Regions from separate parts of the Homo sapiens genome. Here regions 1 and 3 are each linked to region 2. A link is a contact called in ENCODE Hi-C data. All regions are on one chromosome and are shown on one strand. Each heading gives the region's core, a stretch centred on a gene start or an enhancer-like site at or near the end of the contact. The rest is flanking DNA. Distances are from core to core; before and after follow the strand shown. Region 1 holds the start of SKAP2 (src kinase associated phosphoprotein 2). Region 2 holds the start of FKBP14 (FKBP prolyl isomerase 14). Region 3 holds the start of CBX3 (chromobox 3).

Region 1 (4,048 bases), core at 1,415-3,914, 3.2 Mb after region 2:
CCACCATGGCCAGCCATGAAATGTATTTTTTAAATAAGACTTGAAAGTTGAAACTACTCTTTGATCCATGGGCAGCAGAATGGATGTGGTACTAGCAGGCATGAAAACATTAATCTTCTTGTATATCTCCATCAGAGCTCTTGGGTGACCAGGTGCATTGTCAATAAGCAGCAATATTTTGAAAGGCATCTTTTTTTCTGAGCAGTAGATCTCAACAGTGTGCTTAAAATACTCAGTAAATCATTCTGTAAACAGATGTGCTGTCATCCAGGCTTTGTTGTTCCACTTATAGAGCACAGGCAGAGTAGATTTATCATAATCCTTAAGGGCCCTAGGATTTTCAGAATGGTAAATGAGCATTGGCTTCAACTTAAAGTCAGCAGCTGAAATAGTTCCTAAGAAGAGAATCAGCCTGTCCTTTGAAGCTTTGAAGCCAGGCATTGACTTCTACTCTATAGCTACGAAAGTCCTAGATGGCATTGTTTTCCAATAAGTGTTGTTTCATCTACACTGAAACTCTTTGTTTAGTATAGCCACCTTCATCAGATATCTTAGCTAGATTTTTTTTTTTTTTTTTTTTTTTTTGAGATGGAGTCTCGCTCTGTCGCCCAGGCTGGAGTATAGTGGCGCAATCTTGGCTCACTGCAAACTCTGCCTCCTGGGTTCACGCCATTCTCCTGCCTCAGCCTCCCGAGTAGCTGGGACTACAGGCGCCTGCCACCACACCCGGCTAATTTTCTTTTTTTTTTGTATCTTTTTTTTAGTAGAGACGGGGTTTCACTGTGTTAGCCAGGATGGTCCCGATCTCCTGACCTCATGATCCGCCCGCCTCATCCTCCCAAAGTGCTAGGATTACAGGCATGAGCCACTGCACCTGGCCTTAGCTAGATCTTTTTGATAACTTGCTGCAGCTGCTTCACCAGCATTTGCTGCTTCACCTTACAATTTTATGCTCTGAAGATGGCTTATTTCCTTAAACATCATGAACCAACCTCTGCTAACTTCCAACTTTTCTTCTGCAGCTTCTTTACCTCTCAGCCTTCGTAGACTTGAAGAGAGTTAGGGCCTTGCACTCGATTAGGCGTTGGCTTAAGGGAATGTTATGTCTGGTTTGATCTTCTATCCAGAACATGAAAACGTTTCTTTACCAGCAATAAGCCTCCTTCGCTTTCTTATCATTCGTGTGTTCACTGGAGTAGCATTTTTACTTTCCTTCAAGGACTTTTCCCTTGCATTCACTACCTGGCTGTTTGGTGCAAGAGCCCTAGCTTTTGGTCTGTCTCGGCTTTCAATATGCCTTCCTCACTAAGCTTAATCATTTCTAGCTTTTGATTTAAAGTAAGCTTTTGATTTAAAGTAAAATGATTCTTTTACTGGAACACTCAGAGGCCATCGTAGGGTTATTAATTGGCTTAATGTCAATATTGTTGTGTCTCAAGGAATGGGGAGGCCCAAGAGAGGGAGAGATATGGAGGAAGGTATAGGGTTGGTAGAGCAGTCAGAACACACACATTTATGGATTACAGTCGCTGTCTTATATGGGTGCTGTTTGTGATGTCCCAAAGTAATTATAATAGTAACTTCAAAGATCACCATAACATATACAATAATAATGAAAAAGTTTGAAATATTGTTAGAATCACCAAAATGTGACAGAGACATGAACTGAGCACATGCTTTTGGAAAAATGGCGCCCACAGATTTGCTTGATGCAGGGTTGCCACAAACCTTCAATTTGTTAAAAAATGCAATATCTGGGAAGCACAAAGATGTATGCCTGTTAAAGGTTTTAAAGAAGCCATTTTTTTTAAAAGAGAAAACTTTTAAGAAGCTTTACAGATAGAAGACAGTAAGTATTTGTTGACTAAATGGTCAAGTTGGAGTGAGCAGATTTTATAATTTTATTCTACTAACCACCACCAGCAATTTTATTTTTGATGCTTGTAGATGGACAGTGGTGCCAATGTCTATTCGGCCTTCTGTTTTTTTGTTTTGTTTTGTTTGTTTTTTCCTGCCAAAGGACGGTGCTTAGAACTTCCCAGTCTTCCTTGTAGTGGGGAAAATCTGTCACCCCAAGGATACGAATTAGGTAGAAAAGTAATGTAAGAGCCAATCACAACGCGCGCTCCGGAGCGGCTCCAGACTGGCTTCGCCCGGACGACTGGCGGAAGACGAGACTTCGTTACCTCCGTTCAATCGGACAAAGAAGGCCATAATAGTTTAGGACAAGAGAAAATTCCTTGTGGGTTAAACTGCGGTGGGACTGACTGTTACGCAGAAGGCGTAATCGCAAAACTTGTATACACTCTGTATCATGGATACATTATTTTCTGGAATCCTGCAGAAACGATCAGCAGTTGTGATGGCACCAGTACCGAAAATGGCTGTAAGGCGCTCCGGACGCTGGATCAGGTGACGCAGCATCAGGTGACGCAGCCTCAGTCCGCCCCCTTCCCACCAGTGGCTCCTCCTCCTGCTTCCCGGCGTAGCGGTGGGCGTGGCTTGCCCACAGGCTCTTTCTTCTGGGGCCGGGAAAACCGAGGAATACACATGCGCAGTTGGACCCCTCAGGCCCTTCGTGTCCCTTCCCACCCATCTCCCCGCCCCGGCCCTCTGGGCGGGGCTGGGCCGACAGTCCAGCTGCAGCTCGCTGGAGATTCAGTGACTTCCTTGTTGTGAGCCCCGGCCCGGCAGTGTCCCGACTCGTAGCCCCGCTGTTCTTAATCCGGGCCGCTAGCCTGAGTCTAGGTCGCAGCCGCAGCCCCACCCCGTCGGTCACCTTTTCAGCGCAGGTCCTTTCCCCGCACGCCCTGCGCTCCCTAACATGCCCAACCCCAGCAGCACCTCCTCTCCCTACCCCCTCCCTGAGGAAATTAGGAACCTGTTGGCAGGTAAAGAGCGGGAAGGCGGCGATAATGCTGTCGGGGCGGGGGCGAGGGAACGGTGAGCCGGTGGGGACAGAAGCATTCAGAGCCCTTATCCTCCCTCCCCGCGCTTCCCACGTCTTCTAGCCAGTGGGGTCGGCACAGGGAGGAGAGGAGAGGGGTTGTTTTGTCTCAGAAAGGGAGTGGACGTGTGTGTTGAAATTTGGTGCGGGGATGGTGGCGAAGCCCTTTTTGGTGATCTACACAAATGGGATCAGGACGTTTCTATGTGCATTGTGAAGACGGTGTGTGTGTGTGTGTGTGTGTGTGTGTGACAGAAGGGCGGGGGAGGAAGAGTGGAAGAGGGAGAGAGAATGATAATGATAATGAATGCTGCGTGAGCAAGCAGAAGGGAGCAGAAGTCAAATAAGTAGTTCTTGGGTGGTCTGGCCAATGGAGGTAGAGGATGTAGAGATGCAAAGAGCTGTCAGAGCCACAGGTGTTAGGGGTTATGGGGTGAAAGAGTTTGTCATTTCTAAAACTCCCGTTTTTCTTAAACATTCAGCTCACTCACGTTTAAGACTTTTGAAGAAGGTCTGGTTCTCAAATGGCCACTTGTCCCCAGCCTCAGTAATATATTAAAGCAAAAAAGGAAGGATATGTTAAAGTTCTACTTCCTGTGTGACACGATGAAAGTACTTCATCTTTGTACCCTTATCTTCCCTTTTTCAGTTTTACATTACCATTTATAGGAACTTATTTTAGGAGCTAAAAACGTGGTTCTTCAGTAGCATTATGAATCCACTACTAGTTCATTAATTTACTGGATACGGAGGTGTGTATGTTCACTAAGAACCAATAATTTATATTTCTGTACAAGGTAGAAAATATATGTTTTTAAGGTAGCACAAATCTTACCTATCTCAATGTTCTGGAATTTCAACCATCATTTATTTTGTCTTGTGTACGTCAGAATTCTGGAAACTGAATTTTGATTTTTAGTTTTAGATGTCTATAAAATATTTATCTCTCAGTATTGCTTATGAATAACTAGATTACAGATTGCTTATTCTAGCTCTTAAAAAGCAATGTCATCTAAAATGTGACATTTGATGACACATTTTATATGTTACTCCTATAGCAATGTGAGTCCAAATCTCCTAATATTCTGTCATTCAATTTTG
Region 2 (3,939 bases), core at 82-2,581:
ACTATGAGGCCAGTGTAAACAGATGTTGTCCAGACTCTAAGGTCTCACTATGGAAGTGTTGATCTACTGACCCGGAGCACTGACATCACCTAAGAGCTTGTTAGAAATGCAGAATCTTGCACCCACCCCAGACCTCCAGATCAAAATCTGCATTTTAAACAAGATCTTCAGGGGGATTCCTATGCACATAGAGTGCGGATATGCACTGTGTTAAGGTTATTAGACCAGAAAAAATGTTAACTACAGATTAAGTGGAAAGAGGAGGTGAGAAAAGACTACAATACGATTTAAATCGCTTTAAGTATATGTCACAGAAGCATGCACCAAAATATTAAGAGGATTGTTTGCGGCTGGTGGTGGTATCGGCGAGCTTTCTTTTTCTTTAAAGTTGCCTGATTTAGTAAATAAAAATGCAAAACCATTATTCGTTATGTATCTGAAATTCCAACTTGATTCGACTCCCCAATATTATCTGGAAATCTTACTTTAGTGCTTTCCAATTTCTTCCAAAATGACTTCAATGAACATGCATTACTTTTGAACTTAGGCAAAAAATGTAAAACTAGAAAATGTAAACTACGATGAGGCTGTGTAATTCGTAACCATGATTACCATTTCTTCTTTAAAGCGGAAGTCTGCAAGTCGAAACTCATTATTTACCCTGTAAGGTAACTTAAGGGATAAATTATTAGCAGCCATAACATGACGTGGTGCTGTGGAATGAATCAGACCTGGTTTGAAGGCAGAGCTCATTTGCTTCGGGGCCAAACAACCTTAAGCAGGACAGTTAATATCTCCTGGTGTAAATTTACTTCTCTTTTAAATGGGAAAAAAGAACCTGCCTTACTGGGTGTAGTGAGGTTCATGCAACGGGAACGCGCTTTGTGAACCCTCAAGCAGTATGTCAGTCTTTACAGTTTATAAGCAATAGCAAAATCCTAGGATTGTGGCATCTTGGGGGGCCGCTCTCCAACGGCGAGAGTAAACGAGTCTTTCCTGGAACCCCGAAGATTTCATAGGGCCCCGGGACTCTTCCTACGTCTCTCAGCAGGGTTCTTCACAGAGATAAATCAGCCGGAGGAGTTTCCGGTTGGCTCTGCGCCCCGCCCCTCTCCCAAAATCCACGCTGGTTGAATGCTGAAATCCACCGGGCTCTAGGACCACAAGGGATGATCCGCCGCTTGGCAGCTGCCCGGCTCTACCGGGCTGTAAATTCCATCGTTGCAGCGTCATTGGCTTGAGAGCTGCCTGAAGGACAGCACCAATAGCCAATGGGAGGCTGCTATTCCCAGGCGGCCGCGTTATAAGAGCCAGTCAGGCCGGCATTTGGGCTTAACTCTTTAAAGGTAGGTTCGTGACCCTTGAGAAAAGAGTTGGTGGTAAATGTGCCACGTCTTCTAAGAAGGGGGAGTCCTGAACTTGTCTGAAGCCCTTGTCCGTAAGCCTTGAACTACGTTCTTAAATCTATGAAGTCGAGGGACCTTTCGCTGCTTTTGTAGGGACTTCTTTCCTTGCTTCAGCAACATGAGGCTTTTCTTGTGGAACGCGGTCTTGACTCTGTTCGTCACTTCTTTGATTGGGGCTTTGATCCCTGAACCAGAAGTGAAAATTGAAGTTCTCCAGAAGCCATTCATCTGCCATCGCAAGACCAAAGGAGGGGATTTGATGTTGGTCCACTATGAAGGCTACTTAGAAAAGGACGGCTCCTTATTTCACTCCACGTAAGTAATTATGCCCCGCAGGTAAAATAGTAATTAAGAATCCACTCACTTATGCCAGCTCTCCAGCAGGAAAGGTGGCCTGTACCTGGTTTTGCCTCTTTTACAAAACCGAAATATCTTATTTCCTTCTTTGGGAAAGGAAATTGTTTAAAGCCAGTTTTATATAGCGAGCGAGGCCTTTGAAGGTCTTGTTGGAAACATGTGGTCTGGAAAAGGCTGTTAATTTTTTTTATTATACAAATTAGAACTAGAATCTTTGAAATATTGCAGAAATATATCTGGGTGTATAATTGGCCAATAAGTAGAAAAAGCCCAAAAGAATTCTCATATCTCAAACTCCATTTCTTAAAGAAAATGACTTGATTCCATTTTTAATGTGGTGTAGGTGATGTTCACCTAAAACTTTTCACAGCGACTTCAAAAGCAAACTACACTATCACTTATTTGCCTGTTGAAGGATATACTAATGCCGTTTCACTGACCTACTTCTTTTGTTCTGACGAATGGTATTTTGGTCAAGGCACAGGACCATGATTTCAGTCATTTGCTTCTTTCTAGAGAGTCAGACTTCATTGATGAGGTGGGTGTGGTTTTGGAAGTCTAGGTGAAGGATTTTCAGGTGGTTACACTATCATTTCTGTTCTATAAACGAAGAAATTGGAACATGGAAATGGTTTACAGCCTAATGATTTTCAATTAGGCATCGGTTCCATTCATTCCATTATGACAGTATTTAGTGAGCATTTCCTTGATGTTAAGCCATGTTCTGGGTGCTAGGAAGATTCAGAAATTTTGGCTTCTAATCATCTTCATCTATTCATTAGTCTGTCCATCTATCAAACTCTTATTGAATGGTCACAAGTCAGGTCCTGGAGACGCAAAGATGGCTAGAAGCAGGTTCTTGTCCTCTAACAGTATACACCATCTACAGGTGGGAGAAAGACAAGTAAATAATGCAATGATATAGGGTACAGAATATTCAAAGTGCTAGCAAAGCGTAACTGGGCCTGAAGTAGTTAGGCTCCATGGGGTGGGGAAAGGGAAAGACTTCCCAGAGACCATAATTGAAATGAACCTTGGAAGATGGGTGGAGGTTTCCAGGGGGAAAGTAGGGAAGGATGTTGTAGGTAGAGGGAATAACATGAATTAAAACAGTAAATCTTCATAGCCCATCCTCCACCTGATTTTCTAATAAACTGCCTTTACTGGGCATTCAGACCTGGTCTGTCTTGAGGGTTGGGGAAATGAATGGGGCTCTTCTCTAAACTGTTAGCCCTGGGAAAAAGTTCCAGAAAAATGGCTTGCCTTAGAATTCTCAACAGCCCTTTCTTCTTGTCAACTAGGTGAGTGCCACGGTGGATATTAAATGATGTGATTTGCATTTTGAAAATTCAGTTATATTGTTATTTTTAGTCTGATCTCTTTTAGACTCAGCCTGACTTCTTTCAGATTTCTGAACCAAAAACCTGTGCTGACTTTGGTGGTAGCCATGGAATATTATTTAGCAGTTTGCTACTAAGTTCTAATACCTGATGAGGGGACTGTTATCATGCAGCCTCCATGTAAATGGTCAGAAGCTGCTAACTGTAAACTTCATGAAGAAATACCATCAAATTGGCTGGGCGTGGTGGCTCACGCCTGTAATCCCAGCACTTTGGGAGGCCGAGGCAGGCAGATCGCGAGGTCAGGAGTTTGAGACCATCCTGGCCAACATGGTGAAACCCCGTCTCTACTAAAAATACAAAAGTTATCTGGGCGTGGTGGGCACCTGTAATCCCAGCTACTCAGGAGGCTGAGGCAGGAGAATCGCTTGAACCCAGGAGGCGGAGGCTGCAGTGAGCCAAGATTGCGCCGCTGCACTCCAGCCTGGGCAACAGAGCGAGACTCCGCTCTGAAGAAAAAGAAATACCATCAAATGATCAGTTTGTAAGCACGTTTGCCATCTCTAGAACCATAGCCTATGGGATAAATTGCTTAGCCCTAAGAAGAACTGTGCTAAAATTGTAGTCAGTGATGAGTAGTAGAATGTTTCCTGCTTCTTTTTTCATTTCTAGCCTTCCCAAATTTTCTACAGTTGGCATTTTGTTACTTTGATCATTGGGCAAAATTACAGGAAAAAATGGCATTACCCAGATTTAGTAACCATGGTACTCATGAAGCGTAGTACAGTGACTTCTTTTTCTCACCTACAAGATATCCTTGAATAGAATATTTTCCT
Region 3 (4,083 bases), core at 1,410-3,909, 3.8 Mb after region 2:
ATAATGGTGGGAGGAGCAAAGACAAACTGTAATAGACAGAAGTGTATCAGATACCTATACTACATGAAAAACAAAACAGCTACTGCCACAAAGGGAGAAGGCTAACAAAATAAAGTCAACAATAAATACAGAAAATGAAAAGGATACACACTAAGGTTTACAAAAAAAAAAAGGCAGACAAAATGCCATACAGTATTCATTCACTACTATGGCATTCATAAGCTAGTTTCAAATGCTCACTATTTTCTTTTATAGTATATATTTGCCTTAACCCAGCACTTTTTTCCAAAAGTGGATGAGTCAAAATAAATTTCCCATTATTTAAGTGAAATTAACAGCACACATATCTCACAACACTAATGAATTTTTAAAATGGAAAGTTAAGAACTTTTAAAGTGGCCAACCTGTGATCCTTCACAAAATAAACTAAATACAATAACAGACCCCAAAGGCTATCAATTGCGTGCAAAAACAACTTCTGTTTTCCAGGGTAAACAGAATCTAATGCAGAATCTAATGCAGGGTAAACAGACTTAATGCAGAATCTAATGATGGCACAAATTAAAAATCACTAACGTGCCCTTTTTAGTGTGAAACCCAGAGAGAGCACATACAAGCCAAAAACAAATGCTTTATTTTACCTAGGAGACATTAACATTCACCTTTACGTGTTTAAGATTAATGCAATGTTAAATATTGTGAAAACTGTAACTTTGAATTTCATGATTTTTATGTGAATATTCCAGGGTTTAAAAAAACTTGTAACATGACATGGCTGAATAAGATAAAAAAAAAATCTAGCCTTTTCTCCCTTCTGGCTCATATTTGCGATTTCGATCATTTTGTTTAAAAAACAAAACACTGCAATGAATTAAACTTAATATTCTTCTATGTTTTAGAGTAAGTTAAAACAAGATAAAGTGACCAAAGTAATTTGAAAGATTCAATGACTTTTGCTCCAACCTAGGTGCACAAGGTACCTTGTTCTTTAAATTGGGCTTTAATGAAAATACTTCTCCAGAATTCTGGGGATTTAAGAAAAATTATGCCAACCAACAAGGGCTTTACCATTTTATGTAACATTTTTCAACGCTGCAAAAATGTGTGTATTTCTATTTGAAGATAAAAATCCTCAGCAAAATCCACATTGCACTGTCCTTCAAAGATTAGCCTTCTTTGAACTAGTTAAGACACTATTAAGCCAAGCCAGTATCTCCCTGTAATGAATTCGTTTTTCTCTTAATTTTCCCCTGTAATTTACACTGGGAGAGCTGGGAAATATGTGGATGTAAATTTCTCAGCCACAGAGATGCAAAGTTATACTGTGGGGAAAAAAAACTTGAGTTAAATCCTTACATATTTTAGGTTTTCATTAACTTACCAATGTAGTTTTGTTGGAGGCCATTTTTTATTGCAGACTTGAAGAGCTATTACTAGAAAAATGCATGACAGTTAAGGTAAGTTTGCATGACACAAAAAAGGTAACTAAATACAAATTCTGTTTGGATTCCAACCCCCAAGTAGAGAGCGCACATTTCAAACGTGAATACAAATCCAGAGTAGATCTGCGCTCCTACCTACATTGCTTATGATGTACTTAAGTACGTGTCCTAACCATGTGAGTCTAGAAAGACTTTACTGGGGATCCTGGTACCTAAAACAGCTTCACATGGCTTAAAATAGGGGACCAATGTCTTTTCCAATCTAAGTCCCATTTATAATAAAGTCCATGTTCCATTTTTAAAGGACAATCCTTTCGGTTTAAAACCAGGCACGATTACCCAAACAACTCACAACGGTAAAGCACTGTGAATCTTCTCTGTTCTGCAATCCCAACTTGGTTTCTGCTCAGAAACCCTCCCTCTTTCCAATCGGTAATTAAATAACAAAAGGAAAAAACTTAAGATGCTTCAACCCCGTTTCGTGACACTTTGAAAAAAGAATCACCTCTTGCAAACACCCGCTCCCGACCCCCGCCGCTGAAGCCCGGCGTCCAGAGGCCTAAGCGCGGGTGCCCGCCCCCACCCGGGAGCGCGGGCCTCGTGGTCAGCGCATCCGCGGGGAGAAACAAAGGCCGCGGCACGGGGGCTCAAGGGCACTGCGCCACACCGCACGCGCCTACCCCCGCGGCGGCCACGTTAACTGGGCGGTCGCCGCAGCCTCGGGACAGCCGGCCGCGCGCCGCCAGGCCTCGCGGACGCGGGACCACGCGCCGCCCTCCGGGAGGCCCAAGTCTCGACCCAGCCCCGCGTGGCGGCTGGGGGAGGGGGCGCCTCCGCCGGAACGCGGGTGGGGGAGGGGAGGGGGAAATGCGCTTTGTCTCGAAATGGGGCAACCGTCGCCACAGCTCCCTACCCCCTCGAGGGCAGAGCAGTCCCCCCACTAACTACCGGCGCTGGCCGCGCGCCAGGCCAGCCGCGAGGCCACCGCCCGACCCTCCACTCCTTCCCGCAGCTCCCGGCGCGGGGTCCGGCGAGAAGGGGAGGGGAGGGGAGCGGAGAACCGGGCCCCCGGGACGCGTGTGGCATCTGAAGCACCACCAGCGAGCGAGAGCTAGAGAGAAGGAAAGCCACCGACTTCACCGCCTCCGAGCTGCTCCGGGTCGCGGGTCTGCAGCGTCTCCGGCCCTCCGCGCCTACAGCTCAAGCCACATCCGAAGGGGGAGGGAGCCGGGAGCTGCGCGCGGGGCCGCCGGGGGGAGGGGTGGCACCGCCCACGCCGGGCGGCCACGAAGGGCGGGGCAGCGGGCGCGCGCCCGGCGGGGGGAGGGGCCGCGCGCCGCGCCCGCTGGGAATTGGGGCCCTAGGGGGAGGGCGGAGGCGCCGACGACCGCGGCACTTACCGTTCGCGGCGTGGCGCCCGGTGGTCCCCAAGGGGAGGGAAGGGGGAGGCGGGGCGAGGACAGTGACCGGAGTCTCCTCAGCGGTGGCTTTTCTGCTTGGCAGCCTCAGCGGCTGGCGCCAAAACCGGACTCCGCCCACTTCCTCGCCCCTGCGGTGCGAGGGTGTGGAATCCTCCAGACGCTGGGGGAGGGGGAGTTGGGAGCTTAAAAACTAGTACCCCTTTGGGACCACTTTCAGCAGCGAACTCTCCTGTACACCAGGGGTCAGTTCCACAGACGCGGGCCAGGGGTGGGTCATTGCGGCGTGAACAATAATTTGACTAGAAGTTGATTCGGGTGTTTCCGGAAGGGGCCGAGTCAATCCGCCGAGTTGGGGCACGGAAAACAAAAAGGGAAGGCTACTAAGATTTTTCTGGCGGGGGTTATCATTGGCGTAACTGCAGGGACCACCTCCCGGGTTGAGGGGGCTGGATCTCCAGGCTGCGGATTAAGCCCCTCCCGTCGGCGTTAATTTCAAACTGCGCGACCGTTTCTCACCTGCCTTGCGCCAAGGCAGGGGGCGGGACCCTATTCCAAGAGGTAGTAACTAGCAGGACTCTAGCCTTCCGCAATTCATTGAGCGCATTTACGGAAGTAACGTCGGGTACTGTCTCTGGCCGCAAGGGTGGGAGGAGTACGCATTTGGCGTAAGGTGGGGCGTAGAGCCTTCCCGCCATTGGCGGCGGATAGGGCGTTTACGCGACGGCCTGACGTAGCGGAAGACGCGTTAGTGGGGGGGAAGGTTCTAGAAAAGCGGCGGCAGCGGCTCTAGCGGCAGTAGCAGCAGCGCCGGGTCCCGTGCGGAGGTGCTCCTCGCAGAGTTGTTTCTCGAGCAGCGGCAGTTCTCACTACAGCGCCAGGACGAGTCCGGTTCGTGTTCGTCCGCGGAGATCTCTCTCATCTCGCTCGGCTGCGGGAAATCGGGCTGAAGCGACTGAGTCCGCGATGGAGGTAACGGGTTTGAAATCAATGAGTTATTGAAAAGGGCATGGCGAGGCCGTTGGCGCCTCAGTGGAAGTCGGCCAGCCGCCTCCGTGGGAGAGAGGCAGGAAATCGGACCAATTCAGTAGCAGTGGGGCTTAAGGTTTATGAACGGGGTCTTGAGCGGAGGCCTGAGCGTACAAACAGCTTCCCCACCCTCAGCCTCCCGGCGCCATTTCCCTTCACTGGGGGTGGGGGATGGGGAGCTTTCACATGGCGGA

What was found. Hi-C counts contacts between places; a loop is a spot of excess contacts on that map. Pooled maps may share reads with other maps.
Region 1: a loop to region 2 is called in a map of CD8-positive, alpha-beta T cell, with 18 times the contacts of the local background. The contact joins the promoter of SKAP2 here to the promoter of FKBP14 in region 2. A Hi-C loop is called at or near these places in 2 of 168 maps with a recorded cell type or tissue (CD8-positive, alpha-beta T cell and naive thymus-derived CD4-positive, alpha-beta T cell), 1 of 37 single-sample maps with no recorded cell type and 9 of 50 pooled maps.
Region 3: a loop to region 2 is called in a map of natural killer cell, with 11 times the contacts of the local background. The contact joins the promoter of CBX3 here to the promoter of FKBP14 in region 2. A Hi-C loop is called at or near these places in 2 of 168 maps with a recorded cell type or tissue (naive thymus-derived CD4-positive, alpha-beta T cell and natural killer cell), 1 of 37 single-sample maps with no recorded cell type and 11 of 50 pooled maps.

Annotation. Positions count from the first base shown.
Region 1 is chr7:26,863,206-26,867,253 of GRCh38, reverse strand. It overlaps SKAP2 (src kinase associated phosphoprotein 2), which reads left to right and starts at 2,664. Exons shown (of 13, transcript NM_003930.5): 1 at 2,664-2,891. The coding sequence starts at 2,825. RefSeq lists an enhancer at 2,097-2,426.
Region 2 is chr7:30,024,094-30,028,032 of GRCh38, reverse strand. It overlaps FKBP14 (FKBP prolyl isomerase 14), which reads left to right and starts at 1,331. Exons shown (of 4, transcript NM_017946.4): 1 at 1,331-1,721. The coding sequence starts at 1,525. It overlaps FKBP14-AS1 (FKBP14 antisense RNA 1), which reads right to left. Exons shown (of 3, transcript NR_187577.1): 3 at 792-2,646. RefSeq lists an enhancer at 926-1,075.
Region 3 is chr7:26,200,321-26,204,403 of GRCh38, reverse strand. CBX3 (chromobox 3) reads right to left here and starts at 2,659. Exons shown (of 6, transcript NM_016587.4): 1 at 2,578-2,659; 2 at 1,382-1,433. The coding sequence starts at 1,405. It overlaps HNRNPA2B1 (heterogeneous nuclear ribonucleoprotein A2/B1), which reads left to right and starts at 3,658. Exons shown (of 11, transcript NM_002137.4): 1 at 3,658-3,832. The coding sequence starts at 3,827. RefSeq lists a silencer at 1,955-2,774 and enhancers at 3,715-4,083, 3,270-4,083.